Regions from separate parts of the Mus musculus genome. Here region 2 is linked to region 1. The links are chromatin loops, found by intact Hi-C in ENCODE. Cell type or tissue: heart. All regions are shown on one strand. Links, peaks and the distances in the headings refer to the core of each region. The heading gives the core; the rest is flanking DNA.

Region 1 (8,329 bases), core at 311-8,310:
ACTCTCCAGGCGCTTGACTGCTAGGAACACAGCTGAGGGACACAGACCTGAGAGCGCTCCTGTGGTGGGGGAAGAGACAGGAGCCGAGATAAGGAAATAACTGCTTGACTAATAAACAAAAGATGCAGTGTGAATGACGCAGACTGAATACGGCAGTGGCATCGTCTGAGGAGATGATCCTCGGAAGGAGCCCTGGCTGGTACAGAGGAGCCAGTACATACAAGTGGGAATGGGCTGACGGGAAAGCTTGCTAGGTAGACAAAACAGAGGAGCCTAAGAGAACCATGTCTGATGTGCTCCAGGTGTGGACAGCTTCAGTAACCAGAGGCCAAGTAAACAACCTGTAAACAAGTAAACAACCTGGAGGGGGGAGGGGAATGGGGAGGATGACAAGGCAACTGCCACTCTCACTTCTGGGCAGATACCATGGCTACTGAACAGGGAGGCAAAGAGAGGCAGGGCGTCCAAGGAGGAAATGGGAACAGCTGTCCAGCAAAAAAGGAGGAGACCTGGTGCTGGGTGGAGACATCCAGTCTGATCCAGGTTAGAAGGAAACAGACAGATGGATCAGATGTTTGGGATGGGGAAAGGCAAAACCATGGACACTCAGAGCTCTGGCTTTAACCAACGAGTTTGTATAAACTGTTTATGTTCTATGAGACGGGGCGTACTCAGCCCAGGCTGGCCTCAGTCTCCCCAGTGCAGGGACTGCAGGTGTGGCCCGGCCCAGCTTACCCTTCATCTTCACTCTCTTCCATGCTCTTTCGCCCACACTGACTTCAGCCCTCAGCAGCTTCTAACTCGGATGCAGACTGCAGCGCATCAAACCAGGACCTGCCGGAGCCACCCCTCTCTTCCCAGCCCCCCTCCTTCCTGAAGAGCCTGGCTCTGAGGCCCTCCATCAGCAGCACCACTCACAGAACAACTTCCTATCACCGGGCTTTTAAAAACAGGTACTTTCTCTAGCTTGAGTTTATCACTGTTTAAAACGTTGTGCTAGTTAGCAGTAATTATGTAAATGCAAGCAGCCATTTCTATTTTTAAAAGGGAACCCCATTTAGCATTCTTACATCCTGAGATGTTTAAAATAGCTAGTCCAGTGGTGCCTTCGCTTTATTCAAACTGTTTGCGGGTTTAAATACAGGTTCAGCAGAAACCAAAGTAAGCCAAACATTTGCTTTCTATTAAATGTCTAAATCAGAGGATTAAAAAACAAACTACTTTACATTTGACAGAAAGCGGCCATCAAATCAGCACCATGGCAGCACACTGACTGCCAGACAGCAATGACATTGGAGAAAGAATCAATTTAGGAAAGGATGGATGGATTTCTTTAAACTCTTCAAAAAGGGAGAAAATACATTTGAGCAAATCTTTTAATTATAGCATCTTCCAAAGAACCTACAAAGCCTTTCTTCTTCCCAAACCTAATGCTTTTTAAAGGCAGCTTTGCCCCTTAATTCCACATGAAATATTCAGTACAGCATAATTAAATTTTATTCCATGCTATTTTTACTGGGTTCACTGAAATAGAGGGTGCCCGCATCTTTAAAACAAACTTCCCAGCAACTTAGCTTACACAATAAATAGCTGGTTCTCAAAACTAAACTTAAAATGCAAAACCTACTTTAAAGGCCCCTGCCACTGCAGGGCAGTCACGCAGGTACTGAAAAGACAGGCTCGATCCCACGTCCCACCAACCTTCACAGAAGCTACCAACCCAGCTGTTTCCCTGTCTTTGCCGCAGGCACCGGGCAGCTCATTTTTCGGTTTCTCTGTGGTGGGAAAGGTGGCAGAAGTGTAGCCAAGCACCACCTGCGGCTGAGAGACCTGTGGTTTCACTATTTGGATAACTAGTTCTTGGTAAGTGAGGAGTAGGCCTGATGGTTTGGAATTTTTATACAAACTGAAATCATAATCACTCTTGCAGTTAGGATCAGTAAGTGGGTTACGGAGTCCAACACAAGAGACGGGGAAGTGCTAAGTACCTCAAACAGTAGACAGGACAGCTCATTCTGCCAAAGTAGCCAAGCACTATGGCCATTCATGTGGGCTCAAGAGAAAAATAATTCACGGTGATGTAAAACTCCACTAGGAACAACATCTTCACCCTGGATTTTGCCAACCTGAGATTGCCTCTGCTGACAGGATTACAGAGTTCAAGGTTTATGGATCACAGCCAGACTGTCCGATGTTTTACAAAGAGGGCAAGCAAACCGACAACCACGATTTGCACAACAGACACTAGAAATTTTAAGGACAGCCACCAGAAAAGAGGCTCGGGACAGCTCTCCTGAACCTCTGGTGCCAGACTACAACAGACAACAGTTCAGACATGTTTTCGGCTTTAATGAAGCTGTTGGGCTTTCAGAGGCTCAAAACTTATCTCAATCCGTTCGTCTTTGCAGAGTCACCTTTACTAACAACCGAAAAGGTCCTCATGGCACACATCTGTAGCACTCCGGAGGCAGTGGCAGGAAGAACTCTGAGTTCAAGGCCTGGTCTACACGGTGAGTTTCCAAGACAGCCGGGGTACAAAGACACGCTCTCAAAATAAACATACAAGGTGGCACTCAGGAAGAGAAGGGAGGGGATCAGAAACGAAAGACTGTCCTCGGCTATACTGCAGCTAGAAAACCAGCTGGAGTCAAGTCTCAAAGGGGCAGAAGGGGAAAGCAGCAGATGCTACCTACCAAACTCACCAAAGTGGCTGATGCTTGAAGCCTAGAGCGCTGTTACCACAACCACCAGTGCAGGGGACTCAGCTCAGCTGCTCTGAGAAATGGACATGAACCAAAAGCAAAGACGAGCAAGGTACACGACCACCGCTATTTAACTTTCATAGGACAGGAATGGGTATTATCTAATATACAGCCACCTCCGTCACACACGCCAACGTCTTCTCTGAAGACGCTCTGCTGTTTCCATCCACAGTCCGACGTTTCTGTAAGGCATTCTGCTATCTTCTCAAGAACTTGCCCTTACCGAGGATCTCTTTCAAATAGCTCAGCGGCACTTAGAAAAAAATGCTGCACATCTCTCTGCCGCCAAGGTTTATCTGCAGCACAGCATGCACCCAGAGCGCAGTCACTAAGCCTCACAGAAGCAGTCCCAGTTACTCGGGAGCCATTATGGTGCCAATGTAGTCAAGGCAGTCATCACTTACAGATGAGCCCATGCTGCCTGAGCCCTGGTTTCTTCAGGCCTAACAATGTCAACTCCAGAACAGCTGATAAAGGTCTAGAAGAAGGGAACTGTCTACGGGGTATCAAAGAATTATTATGCATGAACAGCCCGATGTCAGCACAAGTCCTCTCAGTGCAGAGGACAGCAGCCTTTTCAAACGGGCATGTTACAGGAGCTGTGTGCTAGAGGTGCTGGGCTGCTTGCAGAATGGTTAGGACCAGGGTCTGTGTTCTCACTGGGACCCTCCACTAGATCAACCCTTGATCCTCTTACATCATCTAGCTCATGAAAAAGGGACAGTGTTCTCCCTTCTCATCCTCAGCATAAAGAAGCAAGGTGACAAGTGTCTGGCATGTCACTTTCTTTTTTTTTTTTTTTTTTTTTTTTTTTTTTTTTTAAGATTTATTTATTTATTATATGTAAGTACACTGTAGCTGTCTTCAGACACTCCAGAAGAGGGAGTCAGATCTTGTTACGGATGGTTGTTAGCCACCATGTGGTTGCTGGGATTTGAACTCTGGACCTTCGGAAGAGCAGTCAGGTGCTCTAACCCACTGAGCCATCTCACCAGCCCGGCATGTCACTTTCTTAAACTGAAGTACATGAACCTCAAGGAGCTTCCGTGTATTTCAATAACTGTACTTAACAGTAGCTGGCAGACTAGATGAAGATGTGCGTTAGAGGGGTCTGAACTGGAGTTCTGCCGTTCTAAAGGAACATCTGGGGATCCCTTACTCACTGTGAAAGCAGACAGACAGACAGACAGACAGTAGTACATTGTCTTCAGTCTAAGTGTATGAGAAGCAGCTACGAGATTACAAAACTGCAGAGCTGAAACACAATGCCATGGACTGCCCCCTCTCTCTCTTCAGGCTGCACACAGCGGTAAGTATACAAATAGGGAGAATACTTACACATTATGATGCTGGAAAAGCGCAGAAAGTGTTTCTAACATCAAATAGCCAGAGACATGGAACGAAGCCAAAACAGAAGGTGGTCTGGGACAAGTGCCAGGTCTACCTGCAGTGGAAACTCACATACTGAAGGCAAACATTTCAGTCTTCAGCAAAATGCTAAGTGGACACCTACACCCGATTTGATCCAGGTGCATTGATTATAAAGACACTCTTCAAGAAAACCCGGCAGTATCAAAGCAGTATGTGTAAACTCAGTCTCATCTTTGTAACTTTGTTGTTAAATTATGAAGCTAACCCAAAATAAAGGTGGCTTTTTTTTCTTTTCTTTCTTTCTTTCTTTCTTTTTTTTTTTTTTTTTTTTTTTTTTTTATGTACCAAAGGCAGGGCTTGCTGTTAAGCAGAGGAAACACGACTTTCTTTTAGCAGCCATCCAGGAAGGTTCATCTGTCGTTGGCCCTTGAGCTCATCTTTTACCTTCATTCTCTTCAGGGTCTCACACACAGGCTAGGCTCCCTCCCTACTTCACAATGGCCACATAAGGCAGAGCCATGTCCCCAGGCCCTAAAGCTGTAGAGCTAGAGACAGATTCAGTGTCTGCTTTACCTGATGCCAAAATCCAAAGTACTAGAATCTGGCCAGGGTACCTCGGAGGGAAAGCTGGCTACAGAGAACACCAGGGAGCACATAAGGTCATCAAGACCTACCTACCCACTGAGTTGGGGCCAAGCTGTGCCTGTAAATCACACAAAGCTAGCAGGCAGGACCTTTTCTTAATCCAGGAACTGACAGCAATGCCCCATCTCAAAAAGGCAGAGTAAGGAATGCATCTGAAATCATTTCATAGATCCCCCTGGGAAATCTAAATGGCAGCAAGCCCATCTGAGAAGCCCCCCACTCAGAGCACTGCTTTCAACTTGACTGAAGCTGTTGCTAAGTCAACCCCATGGCCCAGGCTTAGTGGAGTAACTAACTGGCAGGCATGAAACACAAGAAAAAAGACAAAATTCAAGTGGGTGTAAATCAGCAACCAAGGGGCCTTCAAAATCACAAGGAAAGGCTGGCAAAAATCTCCATGTAAAGTGACTCCTCTTTAAAGGCTCCTGGGTCAAAGTTCCTCTGCCTGATGTCCTCTGTGTACCAGCAGAGGGCACTAACTCATGCAATCACTCTTGAAAAGCTTATGATATGTAATACAAACTACAGGAACACTGAATGAGAACTAGACTTTAAATGGATGACGTGCTAAATATGCGATTTTAACCGTGACTTAAAACAATCCGTTTCACTGAACCCCATAAAACTTAAAGGTACACACACATACACACAGCAGAAGCATATATATGTATGTAAACAACAGCAAGCCAATCAGATCTTTAGAGTGATAAAAAGACATTTCAAACTAAAAGCAGACATGAAGAACTTGACTTCTCTTCCATCTTTGGCCTGAGCGATCTGTAACCTGGTCCACCTCTGCCAGCTCCTTTCACATAGGCACACAACAGGAACACCAACCAAGAAAGACTAGTTGATTTCTTAATATAAGAAGCCGTGCTTGATGAATCAGGAAGGAGACGTTGACTGTAACAAAGTCATAGTGCACTTTATTAAGCGGAGCTTCAACCCCTCTAAGAATAAAGAGCATGCAGTTGTGTTCACTATGTCCTGGGTTGCTGTTCCAAGCAAGTTACCACACCCTTACCAGGATTACCACGTGTTACCCTGCACCAGGATTTACTCACGCACACAATTCTGAGGGGTCTGTGAGCTCTGCCTCGTTAGCCACTTCCTGCAATTACATTCTCAGCTCAAAACCTATACTTCTTCATGCGCTTCCACCGGAGGGAAAGGCCACTCAGTGACATGCCTGGTGCAGGCAGCACCACTACCACAGCTTTACCCTCTGGGTTTGTTGTGTGACACACAAAGGTTTGGACTTCGTGTTCCTTAAAAATGGCTATGTCTGGTTTGATCGAAGCTATTAGACACTTCCCAAGTGAGGACAACTTGGGTTTGATTGGCTCTTTGTCCTGGTTTTAGTGGACTGCTTCTGTGTGTAATAAGCAAAGTTTACAATTGAGATGCACAAAGCTGACAGGTGAAATGCACTACCCTGGAGAAGTTTGACGCTGCAGACTTGTCATCAGAAGGCACCATCACTACAGACTCACCTTGAGATAATGGCCCACATCACAGTCTTTGTTACAAAACAAAAACTAAAGAGTTGCAGGAGTGACCACCGAGAATACACAAAGGGCAAAGATGGAGAGTGAAGGCTGCTGGGCCAGGACTTTTGTTGTCATTCTCTATATGTGGACTTGCAAGCATAACAACTGGCCCATGAGTGCTCTGGGCAACATAGGAATACCACAGAGTACACCTATCCCATACACTAAGCCAGTCCTGGGACCACGAAGTCCTAAACTCTCATGAGGCAGCTACTGATGGCCAAGATGTCGTTCCCTCCAGCCCCACTTGTCCTGGCTAACACCTGCTCACTAGACAGCGCGTGGGCACTGGGATTACTGGGTAACTGAAGAACTGGGCACTGGGAACTGTCAGTCACTGCGATCACTGGGTAACTGAAGACTACTCAGGGCCTCTGCTGGCTTTTCCATGTCCCTGGACTCTCCTCAGTGACGGTGATACTACGCCACGCCAGTGCAGTGACTCACATTCCATCTGTCTGCTGCTGCACCATAAACACCACACTCACAGTGGCTCTGCGATTCATGATCCCATCATCTTGGATACTCTGGCTTCTCGTCCCTCCCTGAACTAGCTGCAAAACAAGACTTCCTACATGGTAATTTTCAATGGCATACAGCCCATAACAGCAAGTTAAAGACTGAGAAAAACGCAACACTAGTGGCCCACTCGTTCACTGAACAGCATTTATTGATGTAACAGGAGCTGCCTGTATGCTGGCGACAGAGACAGCAACAGGCCCTGCTCTCACGGAGCTTCCATTCTTTGGGAGGCAGTAATCAACACATAAACAGGTCATTGCTGTGGTAATAAGAAAGGGAAGTTTGCTGGGGGGAACAGGGGCACAGGGAATACATGGTGCAGGCCACTCCCCAAGGTAAGTGGCTGCTGTACTCTTTCACAGTCACTCTGGATGAAGTTTAATAGGTCACTCAAATCTCTTTCATTCTTAGTAACATTCAGTTCATGTAAACTTGGGGTTTAAAGTACAGTTAACTCACTAACAGAACTGTCCTGAGACAATCAGGAGCTGGCAGGGCAGCGCGCTCCCCCTATGCGCTCTGCTGGCTTCCGCCCCATGTGTCAGCCCTCAGGGCTCCAGCTCTGTGGGCCCCTCTTCTTGCTGCGCCCATGAACAAGTGTGTGCTGAGAGCCTGAAATAAACAGGTGTGAAATGGGTCAAGACCGTCGCTTCTATTTCTGTTTTTAACTGAAGAAAATGTGCCCCACTTCCAGAGGCAGAGAAAGAAGAGAACATGGGAATAAAGGCCAACTAAAGTATATTTTATACACACATGAGTGTGTACATGTACATGTGTCTCTACCCCACACATGACCTATTTCCCTAAGGTAAGTCAAAATTGGGCCTTATGTAAATATCTTTTTGACAATGTTACAGTATAACTTTTATTAAACTATAACTCTGAGAGACCACAAAACTTTTAAAAAATCAAATTAGAAGTTAAAAGTTAAAAAAAAATCAAGGTCCAAGCTCAATTAACACTAATTTTACAGACGGTTCTTACTCTGCATATTCAGCACACTCCTGGAGTTTTTGTGTTTTTCTGACATGGCGTCCCAGGGGAGCCGTTAGGCACAATGAGCTCTCTAATTCAGATTAACATGTCTAAGTACATACTGATAGAGCAGGCGACACCTTGAGAGTGTGCTAGAGTGTGTCTGTGATGCACAGCACTGAGAAGGCCGGCTTAACTCCCAGCACCTCCAGCTCAGCACCACAGGCCAGTTTCCCAGATTCGAAAAATATAGTATTTCTAAGGGATGCTGAAGGCTTAAGTCAAGGACACTTTTTAATCAATGTAAGGTCTTAACAAGCTGCCAGAGACTTCCACTGTGACCCTGAATCTACCACAGAGCACGAAAGTGCAGGAGGGAAGCCAGCGGCCCATGCCTCCCTTGCTTAGGAGTGGGCAGCACTGAGCGGCAGACAGCGAAGGGGAGAGCATTAGGCTTGCTAGTCACAGACATGGGAGTGAAAGGTGCGGGCATGGCTGCCTCTC
Region 2 (8,329 bases), core at 72-8,071, 620 kb before region 1:
GTCTCTCTCTGTGGCAGTGTCTGTGTGGCAGTGTCTCTGTCTCAGCGTCTCTCAGTGTCTGTGTCTCTCAGTGTCTGTGTGTCAATGTCTGTGTGTCAGTGTCTCTGTCACAGTGTCTCTCTGTGGCAGTGTCTGTCTCTGTGTCAGTGTCTCTGTGTCAGTGTCTCTGTGGTAGTCTCTCTCTGTGGCAGTGTCTGTGTGGCACTGTCTCTGTGTGGCACTGTCTCTGTGTCAGTGTCTCTGTGGTAGTCTCTCTCTGTGTTAGTGCCTGTCTGTTAGTGTCTGTGTGTCAGTGTCTCTATCTCAGTGTCTCTGTGGCACTGTCTCTGTGTGGCAGTGTCTCTGTGTCAGTGTCTCTGTGGTAGTCTCTCTCTGTGTCAGTGTCTCTGACAGTGTCTCTGTGGTAGTCTCTCTCTGTGTTAGTGTCTGTGTGTCAGTGTCTCTATCTCAGTGTCTCTGTGTCAGTGTCTCTGTGGTAGTCTCTCTCTGTGTTAGTGTCTGTGTGACAGTGTCTCTCTCTCAGTGTCTCTGTGGCACAGTGTCTCTGTCCCAGGGTTTGCTGGATCACCCTTTCCCTTCGTCCTCATTGCACATCCACCCAGAATCTGCCACACAAGAGTGACCCACGCAAGGATGGCCATTTGTTTAACTTGTCCAAACCAGGTTACCCTTGACCCAGAGACACTCCCTGGCCAGCTTGGTCATTGGGGTCACCCTACTTGTGAGCCATGTGACATAGTCAGCTGGAGAGAGAGCCCATTTCTGTGCCTAGCTGCCAGTGAATGAGAGCCCTTTTGGAATTCTTCGGAATTGTTGTTGCTCAAAGGCTGTCACCATAGCAACAAGGTCAATAGGAAATGGCAGCCGTGAGTAGGTTTCATCCTCACTGTATCCTTGTTGACAGGAATAAAGGCCCTGCTTCTGATTTCTTGGTTCAACTAGATGAAGTTTTCATTAGATTTAACTTCTCATATCCAGACACCCACATGCTAGTCAGCTCCCCATCTCCGCTCTCATTTGGAGGCGCACCATCGGGGCTGAGGGTTAGGCGTGGCGTGCATACTGGCTGTGTGCAAGGATCCTCTGCGTGCAGCATCTCCAAGGAGCCTGGTTGCTGTGTTGGGACTCAGCATGCTAGAAGCCCCTTTCTACTGGGAGACCTAGACTTCATGCTCAGTCACACCCACCTCTGGAGAAAGCCAGAAGCTGAGGTTTGGTGTCAGCTGTGGAGTGGGGAACTCACCCTGGCCATATTGTTTCAGAGGAGAGGGACACTGGATGTGAGGGGCCGGGATGCCTAAATCAGGGAATCTAGACCACATGGTGATAGTGTAGCCTTGGCTTGGAAAAACCGTAAAGGTGGACGGACATGCTAGAAACTGTCCTTGGCTGAGAGCTTAGCCTCTTCTCCCTGGGATGGTGACTCTTCACAATGGTAGTGAATGTGCCAGAAACCCTGACTTGCTGGCAATGCTGGAAGATCAGTGTGGCAGCGAGAGGAGTTGCTTCTGGTGTCGGTTTCAAACCTGGAGTCCCTAGTCCTTCCCGCTACTTGAGGGAAGAGCCAGTCAACGGGGAAACATGTAGTCGTAAATAGTTGGGTACCCAGTCCTACAGGGCCACTTGAAATTAGGGACATTTCATATGGCTGGCTTCCCTTAGGGGAAACTCCCTTCTAACTCTCCACTATGTGGTCCAGAGATCTTGATTCTTACAGAGACATAAAACCTAGGGAGATGGAGTGCCACACTTCACTAGAGCGTCTCCTCTTTAGCGAGCTGATCTCTGAGTTAGAATCAGACCCTTGACTCTCAGGCTTAGGGCAGGTCTGAGAATAAGCCACAAAGGTTGGTTGGGCTGGTGAATGGGGAGGAGAAAGCCAAAGGAGACTTCTGGAACAGCCTACGGGTACAAGTGCCCAAGGAGCCTCAAAGAACAAGCAGCGAGGGACAGGCAGGAAATCAGAAGCATGTTCTTTCTGGGGGACACATCCGCTCAATAGAATCTAGCCTGAAGGAAAAAAAAGAACATTTGCAAAACAAACCAAGGTCCCACGGGCAGGGGTGGGAGGTGTCTGCCAAAGGCACCCACCTCTGTGCCAGGCTGGAAGATGGCCAAGGTGCAGCAGGATGAGGTCTGCAGCCAGGAGTGTGGCAGAGCAGAGCAGGGCTCAGCCAATCTGAGGCTCCAGGACAGTAGCTCCTTTCCCAGGGACAGCAGAGGGCACAGGGAATCCTCTGCAGGCCTTTGGGGGTCTATCTTTGTTTTCCCAGACTCTCAGGTCCTGCAGTGACTGCAGGACACAAGACTTCTCTCCCTAAGGACAGAGCTGCTATTCTTGGCCCCAGGGACAAAGGTATAGGTATGGTCCATACTCAGGACTTTTCTTGAGTTACAGTCAACAAGTGTTCAGCAAGGACACCCCCCCCCCCCCCCCCCGTGTCAGCCAGGCCTTGGTGGCACAGGCCTGAAATCCAAGCAACCCAGAAGGCTGAGATGGGAGGAGCATAAGTTCAAATCCAGTCCGGGAAACTTAGCAAGATCCTATCTCAAAATGGAAAATAGAAAAAGGGCTTAGCACTGTGGCTTAGTGGTAGCACTTGCCCAGCATGCGTGAGGCTCTGGGTTTGAACCCCAGCCTCATGGCTTCCAAGAGATCACACTGTGTGCTGGCACCAAGACTCAAACTACAAATCCAGAAAATATTAAGGGTTGTAGTTCTTAATTAGGAGCCTAGGGAGACATCTCAGTTCTGGAACACCCAGAAACTAGGTCTCCCATCTCCGGGACATTTCCCTCTGGAAGTTCCCTGATAAATCTCCGACCGTGCCTCCCTGCCATCCCAAGAAGTCCAAGGGTGAGGGTGCTAGCTCAGCTTTCCAAGCAAGAGCCCTGGGTTTGCCTCTTTCTGGTGTCTGCCTCAGGCTAGAGTTTCTAGGAAATACAAGCCTGGAGAGTCTAGCATGAGAACGGTTTGTAAAACACCCAGAGTCCCCTGGCTGGCTTCCACCCTAGACATCAGAACAAAGTTGGACAGGGCCCCCAAAGCCTGCTTTTCCTAGACCTGCCCAGGTACTTCAGAAATGAAATGGTTCCTGCCGCTGGCTGCTCTGTGCTCGGGGCTCACCTGCGCTGCAGTGATCCGAAAAAGAAGGTGCTCTGAACCCCAGACACCAAGGTGTGAGCCTGGGCGCCAAAGCTCACACCTGACTTAGAGTCTGTCACTCCTACCCCAGAGCTCTTCCTCCACTGCAGGGACACTGGATGAAGCCTCCCTAGCAGCAGTCAACCCAAGGCTGGTCTCTGACACTCTGCTCCTCTCATGGCCACATCTGCAGTCCGTGGGCAGTTGCTTTGTCACTCTGAGGCCAGCCACCCCACTCCACAGGCTGTGCTCAGATAATTCCCGCAGGAGTGCTAGGCACATCCTGGAAGCGTGCTACTATGACTGGCCACCAGGTGGCGCTAAATGACCAGGAACTGGTCTAGAAGGCGCAGGGAAGGCGCACCCTTGTTGATTTTATGTCTTGATACTCCATAATCACCAGGATTACAATCTAAGCAAAAAAGCAAGACAAATAAACACCTGCCCCATGAAGAGTTTGTCTTCGTTTGAAAAAAATCACGAGAAAACATGATACTTTGAACGTACCCCCTAAGGCTCAGGTGAGCACCAGTGAGCCTCTTGGGACAGATGGGAAGTTGCTGTGGGGACTGGGTGGGGAGTTCCCAGGAAAGGCAGGTGCTATCACGTACTGCCCTGTCTCTTCTTTGCCTCTGAAGCTTCAGTTTCACACTGTGGGGTCCCTGTCTGCAGTCTCCCTAGCCTATGCTGGCTGCCCTGGGACTGGAAAAGACCCTTGCTGAGTGTGCGGAGAGGGGCCAAGACATGGCTTCTAAAACCATTTCCAGTAAAGACAGAAGAGTCAAGGCATCTGAGGACTGCTAGGATCTAGAAGAGCACCCTTAGCCTCTCGCTCACCACGGCCACCACCCCGTGCTTACAGCGGCCTTTACCCTACAGCCAACATGGCTCTATCCCACATGCACTATGACCTTCAGCCCACACTCACCAGGGCCTCTCCTATGATTTCCCTTCCCCATACTCAACATGGCTTCAATCTCTTCATTCTCACATGGTCTCCAGCTCTGACCCCTACTCAACAAGGTTTCCACACTGACGCCTACCATGGCCTCTACCCAGCATTCAACACAATATCTCTTCCCTCAAGTTCAACATGGCCTCCACCCCGGACTCAACACAGATGACTCCCGCTTCCCATGCTCAACATGGCTTCTTCTCTTCTCTCACACTAACATTCAGCCCACTCTCCATCCCCACCGTCACCTGGGCCTCTAACCCCAAACTCAGCATGGTCCCCATCGCTTCAGAGTCCTGAAGGCCTGCAGCCCTGCAGGCCACAGTCCTGACACTGACACACCATTTCTACTCACATCGCCTCTGCTTCCTTCTCTATGTTCCGCACACTGCCTGGGATGCCCTGTAGCCTTCCGCCACACCATCCTCCGGGCTGGTGGCCTGGGGCCCCTACAGCATGGCTATCCTTGAGACAGCCCTGTGATGCCTTCTCAGCAGGCCCCCTTTGATTGGGTTCCCCGAGGGATGGCCTGGGCTTCCTCCTGTCTGGCATCTTCCCAAAGCACAGAGCTCAGTGGTCCCACTCTGGCTGGAGGAAGACAGGAGATGTCCAGGTAGCCCTTGGGTGCCCTTGCTGGGCACACAGGGGTTGTGAGATAAGGGCTTGGCCTCCAGAGGGCGCTGTTCTGGCCTTTGGGCAGGTTTTTCCTCCTAACTACAGCCACTACATGGGTCATTTGACATCTATGATGTCATTTCAGGGCCACACAGACAACATTGTCACCCGTTCCAGGAAAGAGGACATGGCCACTCAGAAAGCTCAGGTGTACTGGCCAAGTCTGGGAGAGGGGGTGCTACCTTCACACATCTCAGAGATGCCAAGTTTACATCCAGCCTCTGACCTCTGCTGGAAATCCTTTTACACAGCATCCCCTTGCTGGCACTGTCACCCAAATCATGGAGCCATGGAGCCATGGAGCCACGGAGCCACTTCTCATGTGTACGTCCTAGTCTGGCAGGTTACCAACATGCCCTTGGCCTTGACTCGTCATAGACAAGGGGTCTGGGTTGCTTTGGAGAAAGTTTCAGAAGTCATAGGGTCAGGAAACCAAACCTTCCCCATTCTGAGCTCTTGTGTGTGTCCTGGTCTATGGGTGTCCAAGATGGCGAGGGTGCTGTGTGCATGTGGGTATTTATATGTGCAAGTGTGCATGACATTGTGGGACAATGCAGGAGCAGTGGGGGAATGAGGTGGCTGCTGTCCCAGGCCCAGGATCTCTTTCCAGGCAACTTTCCGACTTGGCCCTCATTTTGTAGCTGAAGACACCTGCCATAGGCATCTATGGACCTAGAGTGACATGGTGGGGTTCCCAGAAGACAGTTGGGCTGAGCTGGCTGAAGGCTGGAGCCTTCTGAGGGTGGTGGAGGCCTGCTGAAACTCAGGTCTTGCTTGTTCTTCAGGGCCATCTGGCCATCCAGGGTGCTCCAAATAAAGCCCTAAGGTGGGGACAGCTGGGCAGGATTGTGCTCAGGGAAGGGCTAGGAACAGCTTAAAAGCCTTGATGCATCAGTCTGGCTGCTAGCTGGGAAGAGGCTGGGGTACTCTTTCCTAATGGGCAGCCAGGAAATGGGATAAGGCAGAAAGCCATGGGTGCCCTATGGGAACCAGTTTTATCTAGCTCTCCGTTGGGTCACAGAAGCTGAGAGTGCCCGATTTGGGCCATGGTGGTGGTGGCTTTGAGCCACTGAACAAATTTCCCAGCAAGCTAGAAGGACCAAGAGCCAGAGCCTTGCTTGCCGACCAGCCGTCCACTCGAAAGCATCCCTCTGCAGCTGGCCTGGGAGGAGAAACTTTGCTCTTATTAGTGAAGCTTGCTGGGAGCTAAGCTGAGTCTCGGGGACAGCTGTAGGAGAGCAGGTTCCAGGACTTCCAGGATGTGACAGGCTGTATGCAAATGAAGTCCATCTCTCCCACCCCAGACAGAACTCCAGGCAGTCATGCCCAGACATTGGCCTGAGAGGAGCAGTTGGCCATACTGTAAGCCAGCAAAGACGAAGCTCACAGGGTCCTCGTGCACACTGCACCGGGGGAGAAAGTCATTTCTCAAAACGTGCCTAGCAAAACGCTGTAGTGCCTCAGAGTCCTCCCCAAGTGGGGGTGAGCCTGGGACAACATGTTGCTCAGCGGCACATGAGTAGAAATGATGTGTTATTTTGTGGCTCTGCCCTTAAAGGGAAGAGGCTTGCTCTCCAGTTTTCTCCTTTCATTGGCCAGCATACAGTTGTGATGGGCAAGGGCTGGAGTGGCCATCTTTAACCTGTAGAAAGTGAACAGCATCCTGAAAATGGCAGAGCACCGGCAGGGAGGAGCCTGAGGGGCTGGCTTCAGATACAGGGGACGGGCATCTCAATTCTGGACTTTGGAAAGACGTAAAGGTGGAAGCCAAATGTATTTCTTTTTTGACTTAAGCCACTGTTATTTGGCCAGGAGGGGTTACAAAAGTCAGGGAGGCTCTTGGGAAACCTGTTGGGAATCCAGTCAGACATCTTAATTTTCCCTCTGTGTTTGCTCTTTCCAGGAGTGCTCCTGAGACTACGGGTGAAGGGAAGGCCCTTTTGTCCAAAGAATCAGGGAGCCCCTCTCCTGCTTCGAGACAGGTGAGACAGAGACTGAGTGTGGACAGAGGCCTGATACCGATCAGTGTCATGTTCCGATTAAGCCACTGACAACTCTGATGGGCAGAGAGATCGGGAAACATCAGGGCATCAAACAGGGAAGCCTTTGAAGGAGTGTGATTTATGAAGCTAATGCGCTTGGCTCCAGCCTTCATACTATGCTGGATTCTGGAACCCGTCTGATGGCTTCTTGGCTCTCAGCAAACAGTGCTTTCCCCGAATACTGCTGGCTGGCACCTGTGTGCTATGGAAGCCCAACCAGCAGCTAGGCACTTAGAGGGGCTGTGTTTCCAAGTGCTGGTCCCCAGGCAGGGCTGCCTGCACAGCAGAGGCCAGGGCAGGCATACACCAACCGTCGAGTGATCCAACCACTTGATCTCCTTGTAGTTTTTATGTCAACTTCCTTGATGCACAGCAGGCTCTGAACAAGCATTCATTCCTCCCCGTCCCCCAGTTAAACCTCAGAAGCCAAACTAAGTCTTTGTCCCCGGAGTTTGGGAGCCTGAGACTCTTGCCTAGCCTGGAGGTGGCACCCTTGTGCAAGGGTCAGGAGACAGGACACTGATGGCTTTGGGTAGAAACTGTCTGTGTGCATTTAACGAGGAAGCCATAGGCAGGGCATAGGGGTTGGCTTGGCAGACATGGCTTTCCCTGTAGCATGTCCCTGGTGTCCTTCTGGCACAGACAGTCTCTGGCACTTGTGTCAGGACCCAGTCATCTGCTCCTGGTGGCCTGGGTAGAGCCTTTCATCTGCAAACAGGCTCTAATTTGCCAATGGCAGGCAGCAGGATGAATTCCTTGCCGTGACCCAGAAGACAAATATGACCGTTCCAGAGGGGGGAAGCTAATGTGCTCCCTTCTACCTGGAGATGGGTTTTGGAGCCAAACAATACCTAGACAGAATACTGAGGGTGTGGACCAGGGGCAGAAGCCCTTGGACTCTTCCCACTTTTCCAAGTAAAGAGTCCTCCCTACGGCCTTTAATTTGGAAGTGGTAACTAAGTACCAGCAAGAAGGCAGGGGACACAGACATCACAGGTGTCAGGGGCGTGACTGACCACCTGACCAGAGGGCTGAGGCTGAGCCCAAGGATCAGTGTCTGCCTCTGTCTCCGACCTTATATAACCTGCTGGCTGGCGATGAGACAGAAGACAGAGTTTCTGGATGCTAATGCACTGCCTTCTCAGATTGCTAGATTTCTGGAGAGAGCGAGATGTTAATCCCAGCCTCTGCTCATTGGCTTCTGTGAGTGACAAGTAGCAAGAACTGAATTCCAGTTTCACGGTGGCCATAAAACCAGCACAACGGTTAGTGTCCTGAGCCTGAGCTCTGGCTCTGTTTACTCTTAAACCAGGTGGCATTAGAGTGTGTTCTGGGTAGAGTCCCTGCTGAGGCTAATCAGAGGCATAAGAAAGGACAAATGGGCCCCGGGGGGTGGGGGGGAGGCCCATGAGAGGATGAGTAGGACCCCTGTCTGTGCTTGGGGGCATCTCTTGAGGTCACCTGGGTCCTGAATTAGAAGCAGAAAACCTAAGAACTAGGACCTGGGATGGG

What was found. Hi-C counts contacts between places; a loop is a spot of excess contacts. Peaks named below come from ENCODE experiments on the same cell type or tissue, not always from the same donor. Only the 100,000 strongest peaks of a DNase experiment are listed, where the experiment ranks them.
Region 2: a loop joins it to region 1, with 2.1 times the contacts of the local background. A loop is called at or near these places in 4 of 42 quality-filtered maps.

The regions. Positions count from the first base shown.
Region 1 is chr4:151,773,471-151,781,799 of GRCm38, forward strand. The region is part of intron 3 of Camta1 (calmodulin binding transcription activator 1); the gene reads right to left. Among named protein-coding and RNA genes, the nearest start is that of Gm52710, 41 kb to the left of the region's middle. In heart, for the core only: a CTCF peak has its summit at 5,247 (motif pointing right); no DNase peak of the experiment used is centred there.
Region 2 is chr4:151,153,685-151,162,013 of GRCm38, forward strand. The region is part of intron 7 of Camta1 (calmodulin binding transcription activator 1); the gene reads right to left. Gm52711 (a long non-coding RNA gene) reads left to right here and starts at 4,910. Exons shown (of 3, transcript XR_003955319.1): 1 at 4,910-5,099; 2 at 6,679-6,757. In heart, for the core only: CTCF peaks have their summits at 3,454 (motif pointing right), 4,759 (motif pointing right), 7,304 (motif pointing right) and 7,507; a DNase peak (open chromatin) is centred at 3,427; H3K27me3 peaks cover 4,235 bases.